3 separate regions of the Homo sapiens genome follow, and regions 2 and 3 are each linked to region 1. A link is an interaction called in ENCODE POLR2A ChIA-PET data of the cell type or tissue named here. Cell type or tissue: MCF 10A. All regions are shown on one strand. Each heading gives the region's core, and the rest is flanking DNA. Links, peaks and the distances in the headings are about the cores only.

Region 1 (7,850 bases), core at 2,250-6,249:
TAGAAGCTGGATCCATGCCTCCTGGCCTGCTGAGGAGGCCACAGAAATCCTAGCTATGACCTCCCCTGCTTATGGGGGGCAGGAGCAGCCCCCCACTTTCTCTTGGGCACACCAAGACCTCTGAGTTTGTGCAGAGGCCGGGGATGCTCCTGCCAAGTGGCTAACTGCACAACAAGGTCTTCCCCGGCCAGGCCCCTGACTAACCGCCGATCCCGCAGTCCAAGCCCTGCCCCAACTGCAGGACACTCCTGGGAGAGGTTCCCCAGGTTCCCATGACTAAGGCGGCTCTCCCAGGACAGCTCTATTTTTCACATTGTGCCGATGTCGCAATGCCCAGCCAGATGAAGCAAGAGGGACATTCGGTGTCTACCCAACATTTCCAGAGAAGCTCAGGGAAAACTGCCAAAAGCCAGAATTCCTCGGGGCTAACTCCCAGCTCCCCTAATTCCCCAGCTCTTTCTTCAGCATCAAAACCCCTTCCTTTCCTTTTAACTCTAACAATCTCGGTGGAGAAGTGGAAACAGAAAGAGCCGCCTGTGCTGGCTGAGCAGCTCCCGGAGCAGGGCAGGAGGCCAGGCTCGTGGCACCAGGATCTCGGGGTATGGCTGGGGGTTACTGTCTGCCTCATCTTACACATAAGGAAACCGAGGCGCGGAAACTTTAACGGATTTGCCCAAGGTCACCTGGGGAGTGATTGGCAGACCTGGGTCTGGAACCAAAGGTTTCTCTGATGATAACATTAAAAATACGAGCCAACCATGAGCATTCACTTGTGTGGCACAGGTTTGAGTCCTGGCTGGGTTATTACTCATTGGATCCTCACAACAAGTGTATGAGGTAAGAAGCTTCAGTTCCCCATTTTATACCCTAGCAAACTGAGATGCACACAGGTGAAATACCCTGCCCCGGCCACACAGAAGTGCGGGGCAGAGCTCAAACCCAGGTTCCCCATCACTACAGCAAAAGCGCCTAACTTCTCTCCGGGTGGCTCCGCCATACCCTCTCCACTCATGGGAGCTTTGGTGCTACTCAGCCCTGCATGCTCCTGGGGGGCTCCCTTCTCCTAAGGTCCAGGTTTCCATCGGTGAAATGGAACCCTGATGGCTCCCTCACAGCACACAAGATGACAAGGACCTGATAAGAAATTGTGAAATCTCTCCTCTCCTCTGTTTTCTTGTCCACCCCCAAATCCACATCTCACTCAAGTCATACATGTCCTGGAAGCCCGGGTTACTCATACCCATCCCCTAGACACAGTGAAGAGCAGTTAGTCGGTGAAAGGAAAACAACAAATGGTAAGTCTAAAGCCAGAGGGGCCAAGTCCAGGCTTGATCATGGAGCTATTGGGTGGCCCCAAGCAAGCCCTTCCCTGAGCGGGCCCACTGTTCTCATCTGTAACATAAGCCCATGGATAAGAACAATCACATGTGTCCCTTTCAGTGTTACCAGCTTAGGGCTCTGAAATTCAAAAGATGATTTTAAGCCACTGGCTTCCTAATTCAATAGACCAGAGGTATCGATGTGTTCATTCCCTCCTCCTCAAGAAAAGACAGCAGAAAACCTCTCATTGAGCAGCTAGGATGTGCCTGACACATGAAAAATACTCAATTAATATTAGTTTAGTGAACAAAGGAATTCTTTTGTTTCACTGATTTGTGCATTCCCTCATGAATGAGTGAATGAATGAATTAGTGAATGAATGAATGAATAAGCGAGTGAATGAATGAATGAGGGAATGAATGCAAGTCCTAGGCCCAGAGTTTGGTGCTCTCAGATCCAAGCATTGAGCTCTCATAATTAAGGTGCACTGCCTCTGGCTCGGAAATAAACTAGCCTCGCACCCTGGAGGCATATCTATAAACATCTCCGCACCTCTGTTTTCCTCTTTGTAAAAAGGACCCATTGAAACCTACATGAACCAGGTCCTCGTGTGGCTTCAACAAGGTGCCTGGCCTGCAAATAAGAGAGCCTGGCTGCACTCAACAACCACCCTTATTATTTATTTTATCATAAATAGCTATAATTTAAGGCTGACAGTAGTGAGCACTGTTCGAGGGGGGTAGACAAAGTGTTGTGGAGGTTGATTGGAAACTGAAACCATCCCTTCTTCCAGTCGGGGGGCGGCATCTGAGCAGAGAGCTGACTTCAAATGGGACCCATAGTGAGGTGTGGATGTAGGAGAGGGAAGGTTCTAGGGTGGAGAACAGCAGGAAGGACAACAGAGGGAGGAATCATGGATCGCCTAGGAGAGGGGCTGGTTCATCTACCATTCAGTGGAGCATTTGGCAAAGGTGAGTTGAGAACCTACTAGCACAGCTTCCCCACACTGAACAGGTAAGATTTGCTCCTGGCCTCACAGATCTCACGGTCTACGGGGTGCCTAGACAGCTCTGGCCACCACAAGTGTGCCCCATATTGCAGCAGGGAGTGGCCTGGGAGAAGGAGAAGTTCGCACTGTCGTGGGAAGTTGACAGCCCAGTCGCAAGGAGCCATGACTCCCAAGTTAGGGAGGTAGAAAGACCTTCCCTTGTTAGCAAGGGGAGCCATGGAGGAGTTTTGACCAGAAAAGTAGTACAAGTGAAAAACAGCTTCAGAAAGATGAAGTTCACAGCGGTTCAGACAAAACATTTCACACAAGAGAATCCTGAGGAGACAAGGAAGAAGACAGCTCGAACGGGATTCCAGGTAGAAGGGAAAGGATGACAGAAGGCATGGGCAGGGAAGGGAAGGACAGAAAGATGGTGGTGGTGGAGTGGTGAGAAGGAGGCCAATGAGGTGAGAGAATGACAGGGGGCTCAGGCACACCAGACCCACAAGGAGCAGCAGGCTGGCAGGGCAGGTGCTGGCCTGAGGTCGGGACACATTGCATTTTGAGCTATGGTGGGAAACCCAGGTGTCACTTCCCACCAGCAGTGAAATGTGGGAGAATCGCCCCAGGTAGAGATCAGGGCTGCAGAAGCAGAGTGGGGTGCCACATGCACCCGGAGCAGGGAGTAGGTGTCATCACTGCCCCTGGGGCAGGAGTCGGGACAGCCCGGGGCTGGCAGCGATGGGGCCTCCCGGAGATGCCACCAGGCTGCACTCTGACTTGGGCACTCACCAGCCCTTCAACCTCAAAATTCAAATCTATCTTACAATTAAAATGGGGTTTTTGTTTTTATGTATATAAACACTATTTTTGAGACCCTCTGGAGGCCTTGTGGTCTAGTTCCAAGGCCTTCATGATACAGCTTCCCTGTATCATGAATTCTCAGCCTGGGCGATATTGATGATTTGAACTGGGTCACTCTTTGTGGAGGGCTGCCCTGTGCTTTGTGGCATGTATATAGCAGCATCCCCTGCCTCTCTTCACCTGATGCCAGTGACACCTCCTGCCCCTCAATTATGACAACCAGAAACGTCTCCAGACATTACCAAACATCTCCTGGAGGCAACACTTCCCCAGCTGAGAAGCACTGTGCTGTCATTAAGGACACTTTCACATCTTTCCCAACTTTCTCATCTGACACACTCATGAGATTTCTAAGACATCTTATTAAATAAGAAATAAATATTTCTAAGAAATATTAATAATAATAATGGCTAGGGCTTTGTGGTCAGACCCCAAGACAAAGCTGCTCTATTGCCCAGGTCCATAAAGCATCAGGCAAGTAGCTGAAATTCTCCTCCACCCCAAGGGTGTTCATCTGCAGATTGTGGGGGGAGAGAGAGCAAATGATCCCTTGGAATGAGGGGGATCCCACCCACACAGCTGGCCAAGAAGAGACAAGGCCCCTCCTCAGGCCAGGGTCTGGGCCATGAAGCCGCTACCATGTTCTGGCTGGAGTCCCCGGACTCAGTGACTCAGCTGGCAAGGATACTCTTGCTTACGAAAGAGGGTGGGTTCGGGTGAAGCAACAGTTGGAGCCTGCATAAAAGGCAGAGAGCTGATCTGAGCCTTTTGACTCACTAATGGAGAAGCCCTGACTTTCTAGAAATCTCCACATTCACCAGTGACAGTTACGTCATGCATGTGAAGGGGAGGCAAGGGCTTTGGTGCTTCCCTGTCCAGTTTGCCTAAAGACAGCCAGCAGGGACGGGACGGGAACTAGTGAGTGTTTATGCTATTCACAAGGCTCACCCTGAGAGCTCAGCCCTGGCCCCACGAGGTCTCAGGTGGGTGGCAACCCCAGGCCATGGCAGCCCTTCTTGGGAAATGGCTTGGTCAAGGCTATATCGTCCAAGGGCAGGTATTTTTCAGGTGGGTGGGAATGGGCGTGGACAGGAAGAAGCTGGCCGGCGAGAGAGTCATAGGGTTACAAAATTGGGAGGCGCCTGAGAAATCCTACATTTGCTACAGGCGAAGCTTAGGCCCACAGAGGGCGGAGGACCAGGGATCCTGGCGAGGCGAGGAAGATCTCATTACGGCACCCGTTTCTCAGATGAGGAAATAGAGACCAGAGAAGCCAAGTTCGTATCCTGAGAGCTCAGCTAGTCAGCAGCACAGCTGAGATTTGACTTTGAAGCTGATCCCATTTCCCTGAGCATGTTTCCACCTGGCTTGACCAAGGGGCTTGGTTGGAGCCATCTCCCCAAGCTCTGAGCTCTGGCAGAGCCTGGTGTCAAATCCTTTTGAACTAAGTCCCACCATGTGTGTGACCCAAGTAATCCCACCTGGCACCTGGACCCACTTCCACCGGGCAGTACGCATGGGAAAGAGGCCATTCGATAGCGCGACATGGCCAGTGGGTCCAGTCAAGACGTGAGGCACATTAGAGTCATTAAAAATCATTAGGATGGTTGAGTTCTGAGGTCAGATAAGCAGGATAAACACACTCCGGAGAAACTAGTTCTCCCTTTTCCTGCAGCTGCTCCCACTCATCCCAGCCAAGCACTCAGCCAGCCAGACTCCCAGGAACCTGCTGCTGAGCTCCAGGGGCTCATTTAAGATCCAGGGTCCACGGGCAGGTCCCCGCGCTGCCTTGACTCTTGAGTCACACCTTGCAAAGCCTGTGGGAGATTTGGTTCATTTGGAGTGGGCTTTTACACACGGACGGGATAAAAAGCCCACCCAAAGAAAGGTCCTTGGGTCATTTTGCCTGGAGACAAGGAAGGGACTGAGGTTCAGAGTGGCTGTGTGACTTACCTGAGTGAATACAGCTTGGTAAGTCAGAACGGTCAAAGGCCAGGACTGTGTGCGTCCACACTTGACCTGCCCACACTGCCCCTGAACACCCTTCAGCCCCGGAACAAGTTTCCTCTCTTGAATTTGGCAATCTGCAAACAGACCTTTGCCCAAGCCTGTATCTCAGGTCTGTTATATACAGATGTAGATGGAGAGATGTACTCTTAAATCACTCTCGGTGCCTCTGTCCATCGATCTGTCACCACCACAGGGGCCTCAGCCACAAGGGCAGGGACCTCGTCTTAGCAGGACCAGCTGCTCCCATGGCTCCATGCACCCCGTATTTTACACATATTATCTCTAATTCTCACAAACAATCCTGCAACGGAAATATTATTATCCTGATTATACAAATGAGAAAACCGAGGGCTCCAGAGCTGAAATGACTTGCCCCAGGTCACAGTTAGTAAATTGCAGGGACCTCTTGGACCCGAGTTTCCTCTTTCCCACAGCTCCAAGCCTCCTCTCCACTTTTTCTGTATAATTGGGAGCAGCCCCCGGACCTCACACATAGGAGGTGTTGACTACTTGTTTGCAGAATAAATGAATGAGTGGGTAAATGAGCAAAATGAATTTGAAAACTTAAATTGCTTTACTTGGGTTTTCAAAGATGAGTCCATCATGAGGCTATCGGGAAGAAAACAGACTGTTGACTAAATAGTCTCCTGGATTTCTGAACTCAGTGAAAACAATTTCTAAATAATTTTGTGACTTTTGAACCATTCTTAACAAACAACAAAAATATTTTAAAGTTGATTTCTAAGCCAAATTTTCTTTCTTAAGAGATGGGAAACTAATGTTCACTGAGCAGCTACTATAAGTACACACACCATCCTGGGCGTATCGACACACTTGATCTGGTTCACAGCAACACTGCAAATGGGCGTTAATGCCAGTTATTACCAGAGGAAAAGACCGAGGTTCAGAGTGGCTGTGCAACTTCCCTGAGTGCATACAGCTTGGTGAAGCCAGGAAGGTCAAAGGCCAGGACTGTGAGCATCCACACTTGACCTGCCCACACTGCCCGGGAACACCCCTCAGCCCCCAAACAAGCTTTATCTCTTGAATTTGGCAGTCTGCAAACAGACCTTTCTCCAGCGTCAGCACTTATCCAGTGGACCTTCCAAATGTGGGCTTGGGACACCAGAGAACACACCTATAGTAAAGTAATAAAGAGAAAGAGCCCAAAAGTCTACAAAGAAGCTGTTTTGTTTTCAGCATTCGTCATGTTTGGTGTCACTTCAATAAAATAAAAGAGTCTCTTGTAGTTTTAGTGTTGGCTTCATTTGGAATGGCAGGTGGAGGGTGGGAAGGAGAACCCAGCTTCTTCAGTATGCTGGATCACAATATCCAACCTTGCCTCTCTCCACAATTGGGCCTTCACCCACAGAAAAAAAGTTTCCAGCAGAAGAAGGAAGTTTGCGTCTGTCAGTTCTTCTGGGGGCTCAGTGGCAAGGCTGCCGGTTCACTCTGCCCTGCTGAAGGGTCTGTCTTTCTTGGATCTGTGCACAAATGAACAACTGCACTCAACGCCCCATCCTACACCCCACTCCTGCCCCAGGACCTGCAAAGGCAGGCAAAGGAGCCTGGGCATCCCAGCCCCCAGGGTCTGCCTGCAGCCCGTCAGGGGAGTCCTTGGCAAACAGCCATCCTGACGACTGCTAGAACCTGGCTACTCCCTGCATGTGCAGTGTTGCTGAGCAAATTCCCGGCTTTGGAACTGGGCAGACAATCCCCTTGTGTTTTCCCACCTTCCCAGCCTGGCTGCCAGGAGCTGGCCCAGTCTTGGAGATGCTGAATAGGCCATTTGTTGTGAGATCAAAGGGACACCTGCGGGAAGCGCCCCACCACCTGGAGCAGGCCCAGGCTGCGTCCTGCCCCATTGCCCGCCACCCCGCCTGCCAGGTCCCAGGCCTTTTCAAACACCCCACACCTTGGCCCAGGCATTGCTCCACCCCCACCACCTACTCGCATTTCTCTTTCTAACAGCACCTAACCACCTTCCTCAGATAGCACGCTCTCCAAAGTCTCCCCCTTTTCAAGTTTGCTGTTTCCTCTATTTGGCGCACCCTTCCTTGCCTTCTGCACCCAGATAACGCCCAAGCATCAGCCCAGGCAGAAATCCTTCCCTAGCCCCCGTGATTGGTTTAGGGCTCCCGGGGTGTGGAGGCAGCACCACTGTCACTGCTATGTGGGCCTCCAGGTCATGCTGGCTGGGCTGTGAGCTTCCTGAGGACCCAGGGCTGGCCCCAGAGCACCAGGCACAGTCCTTTCGTGGTTGGCATCAAATGCTGATGGACTGAGCGGGAGGCAGAGAACACTTCCATTGCTTCTCCTCCAGGACAGAGCAGGTAATAATAGATGAATGGGCATTGTCTCAAAACTCATCTGGAAACAGCTTTGGATAGAAAATACCATGACTCAGGCCTCCAGAAGCTTCTGCTCTTACTGCTCCCATGAGTGTGATCCTTTTCAATGCTAATCTGGCCACACCATATACACCCCACCTAAAGCAGGATAGGGTCCTCCTACCAGTGCTTTTGGGGTAGAGATGGAATCTTTACTCAGGCCCGGACGCCCATCATTTTGGCATCAAGGCATTTGGCGTTTGCTACCTTTCTATTCTTTCCCTCTTTCTCACTCCATCCCTGAGTCCACCCAGGATGTCCCTGAGTCAGGGGCCCAG
Region 2 (7,850 bases), core at 1,407-5,406, 140 kb after region 1:
GACACCAACATTTCAAGTGCTTTTGATTCCCCCCTTATTGATATCTGGAACCAGAGATGGATGTTTTGAGTCGTTTCTTCTTCTTTTCAGCTAAACAGTAGCCTAGGATGAAACCCAACAAACCAACCAGCCAGCCTTCCCCTGCCCTCTGCTGCTGACTCTCACCAGCATATGTCCATGCCCAGCTGCCTTCAGGACCCCAGTGGGAGAGGGAGCTGATGGTTGGGCCTCAGAGGCAGTTGGAACAGAGAGGAAAATAAATAGTTCATGGTCTGCATGGCGAAGGGAGACAGGCAGCTCCAGCCGCGTCCAGGAGAGCCAGCAGGCCAAGCCCAGCCCAGACATTTCAAAAACAAACCTCCGTCCAGGTTTCCATCTCCTGGGGCAGGCCCCACCCTCCAGGAAGAAGGTAACTTCAAGCAGCCCAGGTTTCTTTCTTTTGGAATCTTTGTTTTTAGTTTCCCCTTTCCCCTAATTAGGTTTCAGAGCCCAGAATCATCCAGGCAGCTTCCTCGTGTTCAGCAGGGTTGGATGTGCACTCTGGTGTTTATTTAAAAAATGTTCCCAAAGAGGGATAGTGGTTCAGGGGCAAGGAGAGGGGCCTTTCTGTAATAAGAATTCGCCTTTGGGGCACGGCGGGGGGGCAGGAAGGGGGAGTTGTTTTTAATAGACACAGAGCTTCTGGTGGGGATGACGAAAAAATTTTGGGTATAGATAGTGGTGATGATTACACAATGTTGTGAATGTATTTAATGCAACTGAATTGTATCCTTAAGAATGGTCCAAACGGCCGGGCGCGGTGGCTCATGCCTGTAATCCCAGCACTTTGGGAGGCCAAGGTGGGCGGATCACGAGGTCAAGAGATCGAGACCATCCTGGCCAACATGGTGAAACCCCCATCTCTACTAAAAACACAAACATTAGCCCAGCATGGTGGCGCGCACCTGTAGTCCCAGCTACTCGAGAGGCTGAAGCAGGAGAATTGCTTGAATCCAGGAGGCGGAAGTTGCAGTGAGCCGAGATCACGCCACTGCACTCCAGCCTGGGCCACAGAGCAAGACTCCGTCTCAAAAAAAAAAAAAAAAAAAAAGAAAAGAACGGTTCAAATGACAAATAATAGGTTATGGATATTTTATGATAATATAAAACTCATTATTAGCTCCTGTGGTGTCTTGCAAGTGGATGAAAGATAAGTCTTCAGTAACAATGATTTCACCAGTGATGGCAGACAGGGAAACACTTCTTCACTTTTGGAAGGTTATTGATTGATCGGCCCAGCAGGGCATGGAAAAGACCAGCTCTTCACACATCCTGGGCTTGGCTGGGAAGCAGAGCAGACCCCAGACACCTCCGCGCTCTGGGGATGTATGTTTAACTTGGAGGTCAGTGGAGCTGTGTCTTTTCTCTCAAGGAACAAACTGATAGTTGTGTCCACTGTGACGGGCGTCAGCTCCTGGGCCCTTTCTGAGAGCTATGCCCCTGTCTAGAAGGTTGAGGGAGGGTGGTGGGAAGGTCAACTTTGGTAGATAGAAAAGCCTCGCTTCCAATCCCACCACCGTCACAGTATGACCTTGCAGAGGCTACTCTGTCTCCCTAGGGCACAGCGTCCTCATCTCTCCCATGACTAAAATCTTTCCATCAGGTTGCCTGTAGCTCCCTGGGGAGTAACTAAGCTCCACCTCTTTTTACCCTTTGAGTGTTGCTCTTACCTATTTATTCACACATTTGACAAACATTTACTGCTGGACAGACTATCAAGCAATTCTCCTGCCTCGGCCTCCTGAGTAGCTGGGATTACAGGAGCGTGCCCCCAAGCCTGGCTAATTTTGGTATTTTTTAGTAGAGATGGGGTTTCACCATGTTGACCAGGCTGGTCTCAAATTCCTGACTTCGTGATCCACCAGCCTCCGCCTCCCAAAGTGCTGGGATTACAGGTGTGAGCCACCGTGCCCAGCCAAAAATGTACTTTTTTAGGCATCCATTACTTAATATCTTAGCCCGGACATCTATATGGGGAGGCTTATTATGTTTCCGATTCTGCAAATGAAAAGAAGAAGGTTCTGAGAGGGTAAGTGACTTGTCCAAGATCAGAGCTAGTGGACGGTCACTGCAGGAGTCCAGCCCATCCTCCTCCAAAGTGCAAACTTTTCCCAGGACAGTCATTAAAATCACATGGGGCTATTAGATCCAGCCTTCTTCCCCATTCACTGAAGGCCAAGGTTGGTCGGGTTTCACCACATGCCCCCAAATCCATTTAGTCCATTGATCCCACTGTAGGCCCCCATCTCTCACTCCTCACCCCTTCCCACCAGCACTCTTCACCACAGGCAACACAGCCAGGGCAGGCTTTGCTTCCAACCCCAGCCCTTTATCTTCAACGATAATTTCCACTCCAAATATGTGTGGCAAAATACAGGAAGCCTCTTTTCACTGGGGCCGGTGTTTGGGGCAGCTTTCCCAGCATGCGTATATTTGCTAGTTCAATCCCTCCTTGAATACACTGGGCCCCTCAGCTGTGGGCACTCTGCACTGACTCCCACCGACACAAGTTGTTAAATCCTTTGTGTCAGACAAGTGGTTGGCACTTCATGAGCACCTAAGATGCATACCACGTGTGTTTCAGCTCTGACCCTATTCCCTGGGCCCAACGGCACTAAGATAGGGTCCTAGGCAAGATGTCCTCTCCCATGGTGGGCACCAGCCACCCAGACTTGGCCACTGCACAGTGGGTGAGAACACAGACCCTGGGCGGAGTGGGGCTTGAAATTCAGCACTGCCAGTTAGTAGCTGTGTGACCTCAAGCAAATCACCTCACCTCACTAAGCCCATTCCTCTAACTGGCAAGTGGGGACCCTAATAGTAACTTTAGGGTAATGCACTACAGTGTTGCAATGGGCTTAGTGCTTAAACTAGTGCATAGTAAGAACTCAAGAAATAGTATTATTTTCTCCTCTTCCTCCTCCTCCTCTTTCTTCTCCTTCTTTCTTTTTCATTATTAAACACAGAATTCTACAAACAAAAATCACCACCATTTGCCCATCACATTTTTACTCTATGCCCAGCCATTCACACGAGTATCTCCATTCCTCAGAGCACGCCCGCACTCCCCCCGACTCCCCCACGGCACAGGCCTTCTCATTAGAAAGGGGAAACCAATGCTCAGAAGGGACAGTCTATGGCCCAAAGTCTCACACCTCAAGATGAATTGTGGGTCCAGAAACCCAACCGTGTTCACTAATGCCCCTGCCAGCCCTCTTCTTCCACAAACACAATCCTAATAAGTCCAGCTTGTAAGTAGCCATGTGCACAGATGATCTGTCATTCTTGTAGGAGTTTTGTAACATTTTTAGATTGCGATTTGCTGACAAAGGTTGGGGATTCTATACTCAGAACTGTCAGCACATTCCTGGGGTGGGAGAAGTCAGCCCCCGCTAGTGCCACAGCTAACCACGGCCCCACCCTGCACCCCACCCCATCCTCGCCCCACCAAGGTGGCCTGGCTGGGTCAGGTGGACCCAGGCCAGTGTCTCAGAACCCCTGGCAGGAGCATCCAAACTGAAGGATTCTTCAGGCGAGGTGGCCCCGGTCCAAGGGATTGACCAAGTGCCCCTCCCTAGCCTCCACGCCTCCAAGACTGCATTTTTGAGGACTGGTCAGGACAAGGTGAGGAGGAGCACTGCTGGCTCTCCCTTGGGCTCTAGGCACGCAACGGAAAGAAAGCTTTCAGGCCCTGGAGGGCAGGGGTGGGAACTCTCATTTTTTCTAGGAGATTCCCAGCACCAAGCCGGGCGGCGTGCTCTACAGGTGTGCTGTTTAGGAAGCAAGCCAACCCATCCCGCCACCAGGGCCAAGCCCCGAGGACGAGGACTCCAAGGAGGAACAGCAGAACATCCCAGAACAGAGGGGCAGTCTTGCAACTGGGACCCAGACACAGCTTGCTTTGAACTTGACTTCAGGAGATCTGGAGCAACCCGAGCTATTCCTCTAGCAGTGGGAAGGGGTAACCCACCCGCCCACGAGCTCCTTATGGGGAAAGTAAAACCATCCATTCATTCACCATCCTGTCCTGGAGACTTTACCACATGCCCGTGGAGCTTGTCCCGCACCCCCTCAATCACTCGAAATGTATTTTAAGAAGCACCTACTGTGTCCTGCTCACTTTCCCCTCAGTCTGAAATCTACTCCCTCACTCATTCACTCATCTCTCGCTTTCAGCACTCACTGAAATGCCTGTGCTTAGTGTGACTTTCACTGTCACTGGGCGTAGACTCCACTCGGTTATTCACTCAGGCATTTATTCACCTTTCCATTCATTCCACACACATATTAAATACCCAGACGTTCTAGGCAAACTCATCTTTTAGTCTGGAATTTCCTTATGAATGAATGAATTCTAAGCTAAGGGAAAATTAGAACTATAGTGTTTTCTCTGTAGGGTGGGTGAATTTTGAACTCTCATAAATGCAGGTTTTAAGTGGGCTTGCCATAGCCAACCTTCTGCTACAATTATACCATGGGACACAGTGACCCTGGATTGCCACTTTCTCTTCCCAAACAAGGACCCACAAAGGAAATTCTATGGGAACTAGAAATGTGCTTCAGAATTTCCCTTTTACAGGGACATCCTTCACGAAGACATACGGAGGCCCCTCACTCTCAGAAAGATGGAGAAATGTCCCCACAGCAGCTTCATGGTTGTGATAAATGGGAGCAAACAAGATCTCCATGTCTTAAAAAATTAAAAAAACAGAAAACAAAAACAATTCCATGCACCACCTGTACCTGAGTCAGCATGCCCAATTTTAAAGTCAGAGTGCAATGGCCTGCAGGCCCAAGCATCCAATTCTATAAATACAGACAAGCTGAAAGCCAAAGGCCAGACCATCCCAATCTGTCACCCTTTCTACATGGATAAATTATGTACAACCCTCTGGATGGATACGCCCAGAGGCCTGAGGTCCTGTCTGAGCAATTTGGATCCATTCTCTGGAGTTAACCTGGGGTCCCACTCTCCCTGCCAACCGCTCCCCAGCCCGCCCTCCCCACCCACCCCTCCCTACCTGCTGTGTCCTTTGGGCAGACCAGGTGTGCTCCGTGATAGATTGCCCAATGGGCCCCTTGGTCCTGGAGGCGGCTGAGCCCTAGGGGTGGGAAGCATTCACTGGGCCCTTGACAGACAGCGGGCACGTCAAAGCTGGAAATGAGCCTGTCTCTAGGGGTTGCGCATTTCATGTGAGTTGCTGGGGCTCCCTCCCAGCTTCTTTCGTGGGAAGCTGATCAGACCACACCCTGTGCCCCCACCCTCCCATTTCCCCTCACCCCCTTCTGGGCCTCACCATGGGCCCCTGAATGCATTTGGCTCAATGTATGAAAACCAAGTTTTAGCCAAAGAGCAACAGAGAGGAACCAAGTTTTCTCCCATTTTAGACTTTTCTCTGTCATCTTAAGATGAAATCAGAAGGGTGCCGTGTCTCCAGCCAGCTCCTGATAATTCAGAAAGAGGGTTGCCAGTCATTTAAAAGGAGACACAGCATCTTTAATAAATTTAATCCACATCTGATTACAGAGGAAGAAAGTGCTCTCTCTCTCTCCTCTCCTCTCTCTCTCTTTTCATCTTACAGGGCTGGAATATTGCAATAAGTGTTCAATCTGGGTTTTTTTTTAAATAAGATTTGCTAAAGGTCAATGTATCTCCTGGCCACATATGCAGCAACATTCAAATTTCCCCAGCTCAGGAATAAAAAGATTCTATCGTTAAAAATAAAAGAATAAGGACATCTCTCGAGCCCATGGGGGATTTTGGAAAGAGGAGACATTTCGTTATCAACGCGCAATCACGTGATTTTTAAGCAGTATCTCTAATCTGCTTCCCCCCTCCTGCCCCCCGCAACCCGTCCACCCCCCACCTCCCTCATATCCCCCCCTTCTTTTCACATCAAGGTCTTTTTATCTTCCAATTTTGCATCTAAAGATGAGGTGAATACCATTAGCTCAATTCAACCTCAAGTGTAGTCAGATGGGCCTGTGATTTCTGAACAGCGCTGTCTAAGGTCACATTAAAATGTATAAGTGCATTTCGATTCCTGAGAAGGGGGCTTATTATCCACCCGTGGTGGAAAAGAGGAATGTCAGTGGCCACAGACTTGGGTGAAAACAAAAGAGATACCAGAATTCCAGTCTTTTGTCAGCAAGCTTCTCTGGTTTCTTTTCAGGAGTCTCCTGCCAGCCCTGTAGATAGCTCTGCAGACTGCAAACCTAGGCCTCTCGCAAAAAAAAAAAGAGAGAGAGGAAAAAAAAAATCACTTAAAAAAAAAAAACAAGTTTAACTGGCTTCCCCTGCACCTCCTAATCCTCCTTATTTTTTCATTTAACTCTTTCAGTTAGTCGGCTTTGCCGCTTACTTTACATTATAAATGGTTATTTCCTTGAGAGAGAAAATGGGGTTTGCTGTGTTCTTATTGCTTGTTTGTTTGTGATAGGATTTGGATGTGTGTCCCCAACCAAATTTCATGCTGAATTATAATTCCCAGTGCTGGAGGTGAGGCCTGGTGAGAGGTGATTGGATCATGAGGGTGGATTTCTCAGGAATGGTTTGATGCCATCTCCTTGGTGCTGTTCTCATGATATTGAGTGAGTTCTCATGAGATCCGGTTGTTTAAAAGTGTGGCACCTCCCCCCCTCCCTCTTCCTCCTGCTCTGGTCATGGACACTGCTCCTCCCCCTTCTCTTTCCACCATGATTGCAAGTTTCCTGAGGCCTCCCCAGAAGCCAAGCAGATGCCAGTACCATGTTTCCTGTAACGCCTGTGGAACTGTGAGCCAATTAAAACCCTTTTCTTCATAAATTGCCCAGTCTGGAGTATTTCTTTATAGCAATGTGAGAACAGCTAGGGCACAATGGTTCACTACTATAATCCCAGCACTTTGGGAGGCCAAGGCAGGCAGATCATTTGAGGCCAAGAGTTTGAGACCAGCCTGGCCAACATGGTGAAACCCCATCTCTACTGAATATACAAATATTAGCCGGATGTGATGGTGCATGTAATCCCAGCTACTCTGGAGGCTGAGGTGGGAGAATCACCTGAGCCCAGGGAGGTTGAGGCTGCAGTGAGCCAACATAGCGCCACTGTAATCCAGCCTGGGTGACAGAGCAAGACCCTGTATCAAAAAAAAAAAAAAAAGAGAGAGAGAGCAGACTAACACAATTTGGTATTTATTTATTTATTTACCTGTCTGTCCTTCCCATAGACAAGAGTCAGCACGCAGTTCAAAAAGTGTGGAATTTAGGGTCAAACCTACCTGTGTAGCCACATCTTGCCACTATCAAGTGAGGTGAGCTGGGGCACTCACCCATTCACCTAGTTCACAAATATCTGTTAAGCTATCTACTATAAGCCAGTCATGGTTCTGGGTCTTGGGAATACAGAAATGAATGAGACTGACAGAGGTCTTGAGAGTTTATGTGCTCACAAGGGAGGGAGGGGCACTGCTCTACAGAGAGGTACATCAACAAGATAGGGTGACATGAACATTATTTCTGAGGAAATAAACAGAGTGCTGTAGAAGAGGGAACTTGAAGAAGGCTGACTTTAGGCAGGATAATTGAGAAAAGCCTTTCTTTTTTTTGTTTTTTGTTGTTGTTGTTGTTTTTTGAGATGAAGTCTCACTCTGTCACCCAGGCTAGAGCACAGTGGCACAATCTCAGCTCACTGCAACTTCTGTCTCCCAGGTTCAAGCGATTCTTCTGCCTCAGCCTCCCAAGTAGCTGGGATTACAGGCGTGCACCACTATGCCTGGCTAATTTCTTGTATTTTTAGTAGAGACAAGGTTTAACCATGTCAGCCAGGCTGA
Region 3 (7,850 bases), core at 1,407-5,406, 460 kb before region 1:
GCTGAGTGAGATAATTTTAGGTGGTACACAGACTAATATTTAGAACAAAGATTAATAAATATCTCTTTTTTTCCACAGTAAGAAATTTCTTTACAGTATGGAATATGAGTTCTTCACAGATAACAGTGACAGAATGTCTTCTTTGTAAATATATTTGTTTAAGTACTTTATCAAATGAAGAAAAGTTCATTTAGAAAAAAAATGTTAAGTGATAAGATTGCAAAGGCATTGGATGAATGACTAAAGTTTGGCAAATGTTGCTCAAATAGATCTTCACGAAGTTGTCATGAAAACTTCAAGACATGGTGCAGTGGCTCAGGCCTATAATCCTAGCATTTTGGGAGACCAAGGCAGAGGATGGCTAGAGGCCAAGAGTTCAAGACCAGCTTGGGAAACACAGCAAGACCCCTGTATCTACAAGGAAAAAAAAATTTTTAATTAGCCAGATATACTAGTGTGTACCTGTAGTTCCAGCTACTCGGGAGGTGGAAGTGGGAGGTCACATGAGCCCAAGAGTTGGAGGCTGCAGTGAGCTATGATTGTGCCACTGCATTCCAGCCTGGGTGACAGAGCAAGACCCTGTCTTAGAAGAAAAAAGAATAAGAATAAGAAGAAGAAGAAGGAAGAAGAGGAAGAGGAAGAGGAAGGAGGAGGAGGAGAAGAAGGAGAAGAGGGAGAAGAGGGAGAAGCAGCAGCAGCAGCAGCAGCAAGAAGAAAATAAACTTGAAGGCATTCAAGACATTACTAACATCATCTTTTAATTAGAAGACCACATTCAGAGAAGCCGGAGATGGCAAAAGGCTCTCAGTTATTAAGGCCCAAAGTCAAGAGCAACAGTAATTAAATCCAGGGTTTCTAACTTTAAAATTTTGTTTATGATATCACCCTTCTCTAGACTGCTTTCATTCATTTATTCATCTATTAATTCATTAATCCAATTGGTTAATCCTTACTGCACATGGATCGCCTTCAGCAACATAAAAAATAAACCCAAATGACCCAACATGAACTGTACCTTAATTCAGCTCATCTTGACCAAAAGATCCTGTTTAAGGGCCATCACCTTTTTCTTTGCAAGAAAAGACACAAAGTGGTTTCATTTGAGAGCCCATCTCCCAAGCCTCACAAGTTCAGGACTGAAAATATCCTCTATACTGTTGAGAGTTAAGTTTCTATTTTTGGGAAAGTCAATCTCCTCGGTTCAAAGAAAAACATTCAAAAAGAGGGACCAATACACACAGTACAGGCGGCATCTTGAACATCAGATACCCTACAAAATGAAATGCTGATCTATGAGTAAAGAAATCAGAACCATATGGCTTTTCCTCCCTTAATAGACATATGGGCTTTACAAAATAAGGAGAAACATACTTGGCAAGATGCATCTCAAATTTTACTCAAACCACAAAACTTTAAAAATATCGTAACATGTCTAATGAACCCAAAATGTGTCCTTGTTCACCCAAATTAATCTAACACCATTCTAGTAAACATTTATACCTACTATGTGCCAGGCACATAAACACACACACACACACACGTTGAGAGCAGGAGATGTGAATGGATGCAAGCGTGTAGTGCAAAATAATGTATTGATACACGTTTGTGGGATATACCATGAGAACTCAGAGGAGAAAGAAATAAATTGTGTCCCAGAGTAGAGCATTGGTCTAAGAAGGCTGCTAAGAAGAGGTGACGGCTGAGCGCAGTGGCTCACGCCTCTAATCCCAGCACTTTGGGAGGCCAAGGTGGGTGGATCTGCTCAGGTCAGGAGTTTGAGACCAGCCTGGCCAACATGGTTAATACCTTCCCTTCCTTCCTTCCCTGTTAATACAAAAATTAGCCGGGCATGGTGGCATGTGCCTATAATCCCAGCTACTCAGGAGGCTGAGGTAGGAGAATCACTTGGACCCATGAGGTGGAGGTTGCAGTGAGCAGAGATTGTGACATCGAACTCCAGCCTGGGTGACAGAGCGAAGAGGTAACATTTGCATCAGGCCTCTTTGGAAAAGTCAGAGCCTTCTAGGCAAGAAAGGAGAGGGAGAAAGTTGCCGGCCAAGTGATGAATAGGAATAAAAGTCCTAAAAATACAGGTAAGTGATGAATCCAAGGAGTTTTCCAGGAAGCTGCAGCCTAGCGAGCTGGAGCAGATACAGGAGAACATCGGCAGGAGAGGAGACTGACGTGGTTGGCTATCTGTGGGAAATAACAACTTCTTTATTAATCATGAAATAATATATACTGATGGATTTTTTTAAGATAGAAGAGTGAAAAATGATGTGTTAAGTTGAAAGTACCTCCTCAATCCTCCCTTCCCAGCCAAAATTTTGTTGAGGAGGAAACAACAGTTCCCTGGGTAAAAAGTTCTACACAGGTGTCATAGAAGATGTGTGTGTGTGTGTGTGTGTGTGTGTGTGTGTGTGTGCATGCACGCTTACAGATATAAACCTTATTATATTTAATGTTGTGAGGGGATGTTTAAGCACAGGTGTGACATAATCAGAGATGTACTGTAGAAAATTCTCAAGGGTCTCAAAAGCCACTGAACAAACAACACACAGGAGCTTGGGTGGAGACTCGCGGGGCACTGCAGGAATGTCTGGTTCTGTTAAGCCCTGTCCTTGGTGCTTGTAATAGCTTTCTCAGACCCAGAGTTTTATGAAATGTCTCTTACTCGTCTTTTTTTTCCTGCTGTGCTATTTACTTTCATTCATAGAGTAGCTTCAGTTCAATAAATGATGTGTTTGCCATCAGAACAATTTGATTCTCGTTCTAATTATAGCAACAAGCTGCTTCCCCTAAGCATATTATGGGTGTTTCATTATTTTAAATTGTTATCTTCCATATTAATTACAGAAACAGTTGATCTTTTCTGATAAGCAGGCAGCTGCAAATTCCCTTTTTATGTCTCATTGTAATAGGTGAAGCATCAGGTAAAAATTAAATCAAATCCTAATGCAAGACATGCTGAAAGCACATTTGGGTTGCAATCCATTGCCTCCATTTGGCTGGGACTTGCTGTTTTCCAGAGGCACAGAGCTGCCTGGCTCAGCCCTCAGGCAGGACACACCCTCCAGCTAGCTTGGTGCTGCTGACCAAGATCTCATAAAAGCCTCCTCCCCAAGGAAAATGAATAATTGATACAAGGAGTAAATCACCTCCTGAAATGGGGAAGGCCAGAGAGACAAATGACTCCCTGTTTTGACCCATAATTGGGGCTGTCACTCACTGGAAGGAGAGGGCAGGGTGGTGGGACATCGGTGTTCTGGGAAAGCCACTCCCTGCAAGGAGAGAGGCCAAAGGCTCAAGTGACTCAGCTTAGATGTTCCTGATTATGATCAGAAGTGGGGACAGGTGGGGCCATCCCAATTCAGATCCCAGAAGCTTGAATTGCCCAGACACGTCTCCAGCCTTCCCCTTCCTGGTGAGGACTGGTCACGTGTCAAGGCCAGCCTCAGGGGCAAACGCAACATGCTTCTGAAGTAGTGGCCTTTATTTGATGTGGAGTGAGCCGGGCCATTGTTCGCCCTGCACTTCCACCTCTGACTTATTTATGTGTACTCCATCTCAAGGTGTTGAAACCAGATACCAGAAAGGTAGGAGAGAGGAAGAAAAGAAAAAGGACAGACACAGAAAGATGTAGAAAAAATAGAAAGATGAAAGGAGGAAGGAAGGAAGGAAGGAAGGAAGGAAGGAAGGAAGGAAGGAAGGAAGGAAAGAAGGGAGGGAGGGCGGGCAGGCGAAGGGAGGGGAGAGAAGAAGAAATCCTATAATACAATGGGATGAAGAATAGATAAAGAAGGCAAAGTGAAGGAAGACAGACAGGAGATTAGTGAAATAAACAGAGAGAAAAATTAGTTCACAGAAACATATGATAGTACTTCATAATTGTTAAAGTTGAGTTAAAAAATTAACTCTGAGCTCTCTAGTAGCTAAAGTAAAGAAGAAAACAATCAGTTGTGAGAACCAGATAGGAAATATATAACAGAAGTCACCCAGAAGAATTCAAGTCTAAAATAAATTTATTAAAGATGTCCTCATAAAAAGGTGTGAGTTGTGAGTAGAATCAATGATATCCCCAACTGTCAATTCTACAAGATAAGCCTATTTCTTAACACACCTATGTCAAGCAGAGGTTGTAATGCAACGTTCAGCTACATTAAAGGGCTTCCATGAGGAAAATGCTGCAGAACCCTTAGTGGTCTGAATTAATTTGACTTTGAATAAAGATGAAGTCCAGGAGGCGTTTGTGGACCATTTGAGATACTTCTGCTGCGTAGAATCACCAGAACATGCAAAAGAGATTCATGGAAAAGCCTGCACTTCAGCGTCTTTGGAGAGCAATGGGAGAATACCTTAGTTCAATGTCAGTGTGTATGACATGGTGTATGTATTAGTTCAGTGTGTATGTATTAGTCAGTGTGTATGTATTAGTTCAATGTCAGGAAAGCAATGAAAAATATTCTTCCTGCATAATGTGAATAAGCCCTCACTCTGCTGCAACGCTTTACAGTCTAGCTGCAGTGCTGTTCAAATGAACTTTCAGTGATGATGGAAATGTTCTATATCTGTATTGTCCAATCTGGCAGCCACATGTGACAACTGAGCACTTGAAATGTGGCCAGTGCAATGGAGAAACTGAGTTTCTAATTTCATTTAATTTTGACTTAAAAGTGTTTAAAAAGCCATGCGTGACTAGTGACTACCATATTGAATAGCACAGGAATTCACTTTCTCCACTGCACTGTGGTTTTTCCTACTGTCTGCTTCCCCTTCCTGTGTGGACAGGGTTTACTCTACTCATAATTCAAAGACAAACACACAGTGGGAACCAGGGGAGAACTCATTCTGAGGGAAGCCTGGTGAAAGAACAGGAGTCGGGGTCACCAGAGCCAGGTTCAAATCTTGACTCTTAAAGACCTTCAACTTAGAAGATCACTTCCCTGAGCCTCAGTTTCCCTATCTTTTAAATAAGGAAAGTAATCCCTAATTTCCTAAAAGCAGGTGGAGATACAGTTGTAAATACAGACAGCCACATAAAAGTCCTAGCTATGTATATGTAAATGTGGAGAAACAGGCTTAAACGGTGGATGCCAGAGTGAGAAGAGAGGACCCTCAGAAAACAGCGCCATGAAGAAAGACTGTCTTGGTCTTGACTTTCATAATGTCAAGAAAGGACTAACATTGTACTTGTGAAATTTTTTAAAAGCTAATTTAAGAAAAAACAAAAAAAAAAACCTGGAATACATTTGTTTTAATTTTCTTCTCCCCCAATATACTATGTATCAATGAGGTGAGAGAGATCATTAATTCATTTGTTTATTCATTCATCCATTCATTCATTCAATGAATATTTTCCAAGTGCTCACCATATATCTGGCCTTTGAGATCCTTCATTCTGGAGGACACCCCATGGGGCATGCCTTTCTCTTCTCTGGCAGAAATGAGTCCCTTTCCACCCAGCTCTCCCTTCTGGGAAACATCCAATCCAAACCAGAGACTCCACACCGCTGGATGTTACTGAAGTGATGCTTTCCACAAGCATGGTATATGGCTGGCAGCAACGCCTGGATCAGTCTTACTTGAAACAACAGCTGTTATCTCTTTATAAAAATTCAAGCAACCCTGAAAAGCAATGTTTTGCAATGTGTGATGTGTTGAATGCATAAAAGATACTAAATAGAGCTAAACAACTAGCAGGGGCAAAGGCCAGATGCTGTTCCAGAGAAATCCCGGACTTCATGACACCTGCTTCGCCTTGTCTCGCAGAGAGGTTTGTCCAGTCTTCCTGTTTGCAAGCACCTGAGTGTGGATGCTTAAAAAACACTTCCTCTAGCCGAATGGTATGGTGTCGTTCCTGTATTCTTTTTTTTTTTTTTTCCTGAGATGGAGTCTTGCTCTGTCGCCCAGGCTGGAGTGCAGTGGCGCAATCTCGGCTCACTGCAAGCTCCGCCTCCTGGGTTCACGCCATTCTCCTGCCTCAGCCTCTCAAGTAGCTGGGACTATAGGTGCTGGCCACCATGCCCATGTAATTTTTTTTTTTTCGGTAGAGATGAGGTTTCACCGTGTTAGCCAGGATGGTCTCAACCTGTACTCTTAAGTCACACAGAGGCCCCTGACCACCTATAGAGGAAAATAAAATCTCTTCAATGCAACACTTAAGGCTCTTCTTATTCTAGGCTCAGCTGGACAACTCCAGATCCATCCTCCCGGCTCCTTGTAGCCCTCCCTGGCTCCAAGCTACCTGTCTGTCTGTGGTTCCCAAGCATCCCTGACTACCTTCTTGCTCCTGTAATCTCTACTCTCGCTAAGGCCTTCGCTACTGCCTGCTCTTCTTCCCACAGAGCTTCCTCAACCTGCAGGCCCTGACCAAGCCTCACGTCACCTTCTCTGTTAAGTCCTGAGTCACCTGGGTGGGGCCAGTCATACTACAAGCTGTTCCAGCAGCCCTGGATTAACCTCTGTCTCTGCACGTGTTTTACTCCATTGCAGTGGTCCATTTCCTGAGCACTGGATAATGAACAGTTTGGGATTGAGGTCCAGGCCTTATAAAAAACCTTCACGCACATGTATGAAGTCTACGTTTTGTTCACAACCCCCCACTCACAAAATGCAATGGGGCAGCCACCTTTATGATTTCCATTTTTCAGATGAGAAAACTGAGATGAAGATAGGTTAAGGAATGTGTCCAGGTAACACATTTTCCAAGTGACGGATCTGTGGTCTGACTTTAGGCAGAATACATTTAGAATCTGAGTTTCAACATCTCTCTGCTCCCAGGACCTAGCTCAACTACTGGCACGTAAGAGATCAACACATACGGTGGGTTGGACCCTAGGTCTGAAGGGATAAGAAGCCTAAAGGCCCCATGGCCAGGCTTTTGAAGACCTGACTCACCCACCACATGGGATGACTCAGCTCAGAAACATGGACCCTCAGCCCAGCAGAATCCAGAAGCTTGATGCCCAACCTGTCCCCATCCACATCCCCAACTGGATGTGTGCTGTGCAATTCACCTAGGACATCACCCTGCCCCAGGCCTGTTTGCATCTTACTTTTTTCTCTGAGAAGTCCAGCGATATCTTACTTTCTCAATGACATCTCTCAATTACTCAAGGTCTCAAAATTCTTCCCCCAGCCCTCTGCATTTTCAGATTTAACTAACATGTATTACCATCAGCCATGAGCCACAACCACAGGCACTTTTCTGCACTTTGTTCATCTAGTCCTCCCCCAAATCCTAGGAGGTCAATGTTATTGTCTTCATTTTGCAAAAGTAAATATCAGAAGGATTCACGCCATGCAACAAAGGTACGGTAAATTAAGGATTCAGTTTCATGCTTGCATTTCTGCACCAACACGCATACAAGAGACAATTGCCAAGGTGCTAATGGCAATCAACACATTAGACCAGGATGGATTTTTTTTCACCAATTTTCACTTGTGCTTTTCTTCATGCATTTTTCCCTTACACCTGTGTTGTTTTGCAATATTTTATTTTGTAATGAAAACTTATGTTTTATTTTCATGACACATAAATCTTTGTTGGTTTAGATGTTACTCATATAAGAATGATGTTTCTTTTAGTCCATTATGCTCTCTTCTGTTTTCCTTGAAACACTTTCCTGGAGCATGGTCTGTTTCATTTTCCTCTTAACTCTACTGTGACTGAAATGACAATGCAGGTCAGATTGTAAGGGGCACCCCAACTGGAGAGACAGCAGGGGCTGGTGGGGACTGCACCAAACTAAAGATAATATATTAACACTTCATCTAAAGGGCACAGCTGGGACTAAAATTCAGTGGATTGTTTCCAGATTTCTTAATTATTCCCTTTTTAAAGATAATTG

The links. Peaks named below come from ENCODE experiments on the same cell type or tissue, not always from the same donor. Only the 100,000 strongest peaks of a DNase experiment are listed, where the experiment ranks them.
Region 2: POLR2A ChIA-PET joins it to region 1 with 8 read pairs; 1 of 35 experiments calls an interaction of 5 or more read pairs at or near these places.
Region 3: POLR2A ChIA-PET joins it to region 1 with 7 read pairs; 1 of 35 experiments calls an interaction of 5 or more read pairs at or near these places.

Annotation. Positions count from the first base shown.
Region 1 is chr14:98,953,460-98,961,309 of GRCh38, forward strand. No RefSeq gene overlaps it. Among named protein-coding and RNA genes, the nearest start is that of LINC02914, 250 kb to the left of the region's middle. In MCF 10A, for the core only: no CTCF peak of the experiment used is centred there; a DNase peak (open chromatin) is centred at 3,942.
Region 2 is chr14:99,095,792-99,103,641 of GRCh38, forward strand. No RefSeq gene overlaps it. Among named protein-coding and RNA genes, the nearest start is that of BCL11B, 170 kb to the right of the region's middle. In MCF 10A, for the core only: no CTCF peak of the experiment used is centred there; a DNase peak (open chromatin) is centred at 3,670.
Region 3 is chr14:98,495,146-98,502,995 of GRCh38, forward strand. No RefSeq gene overlaps it. Among named protein-coding and RNA genes, the nearest start is that of LINC02914, 210 kb to the right of the region's middle. RefSeq lists enhancers at 1-541, 5,819-7,018. In MCF 10A, for the core only: no CTCF peak of the experiment used is centred there; a DNase peak (open chromatin) is centred at 3,366.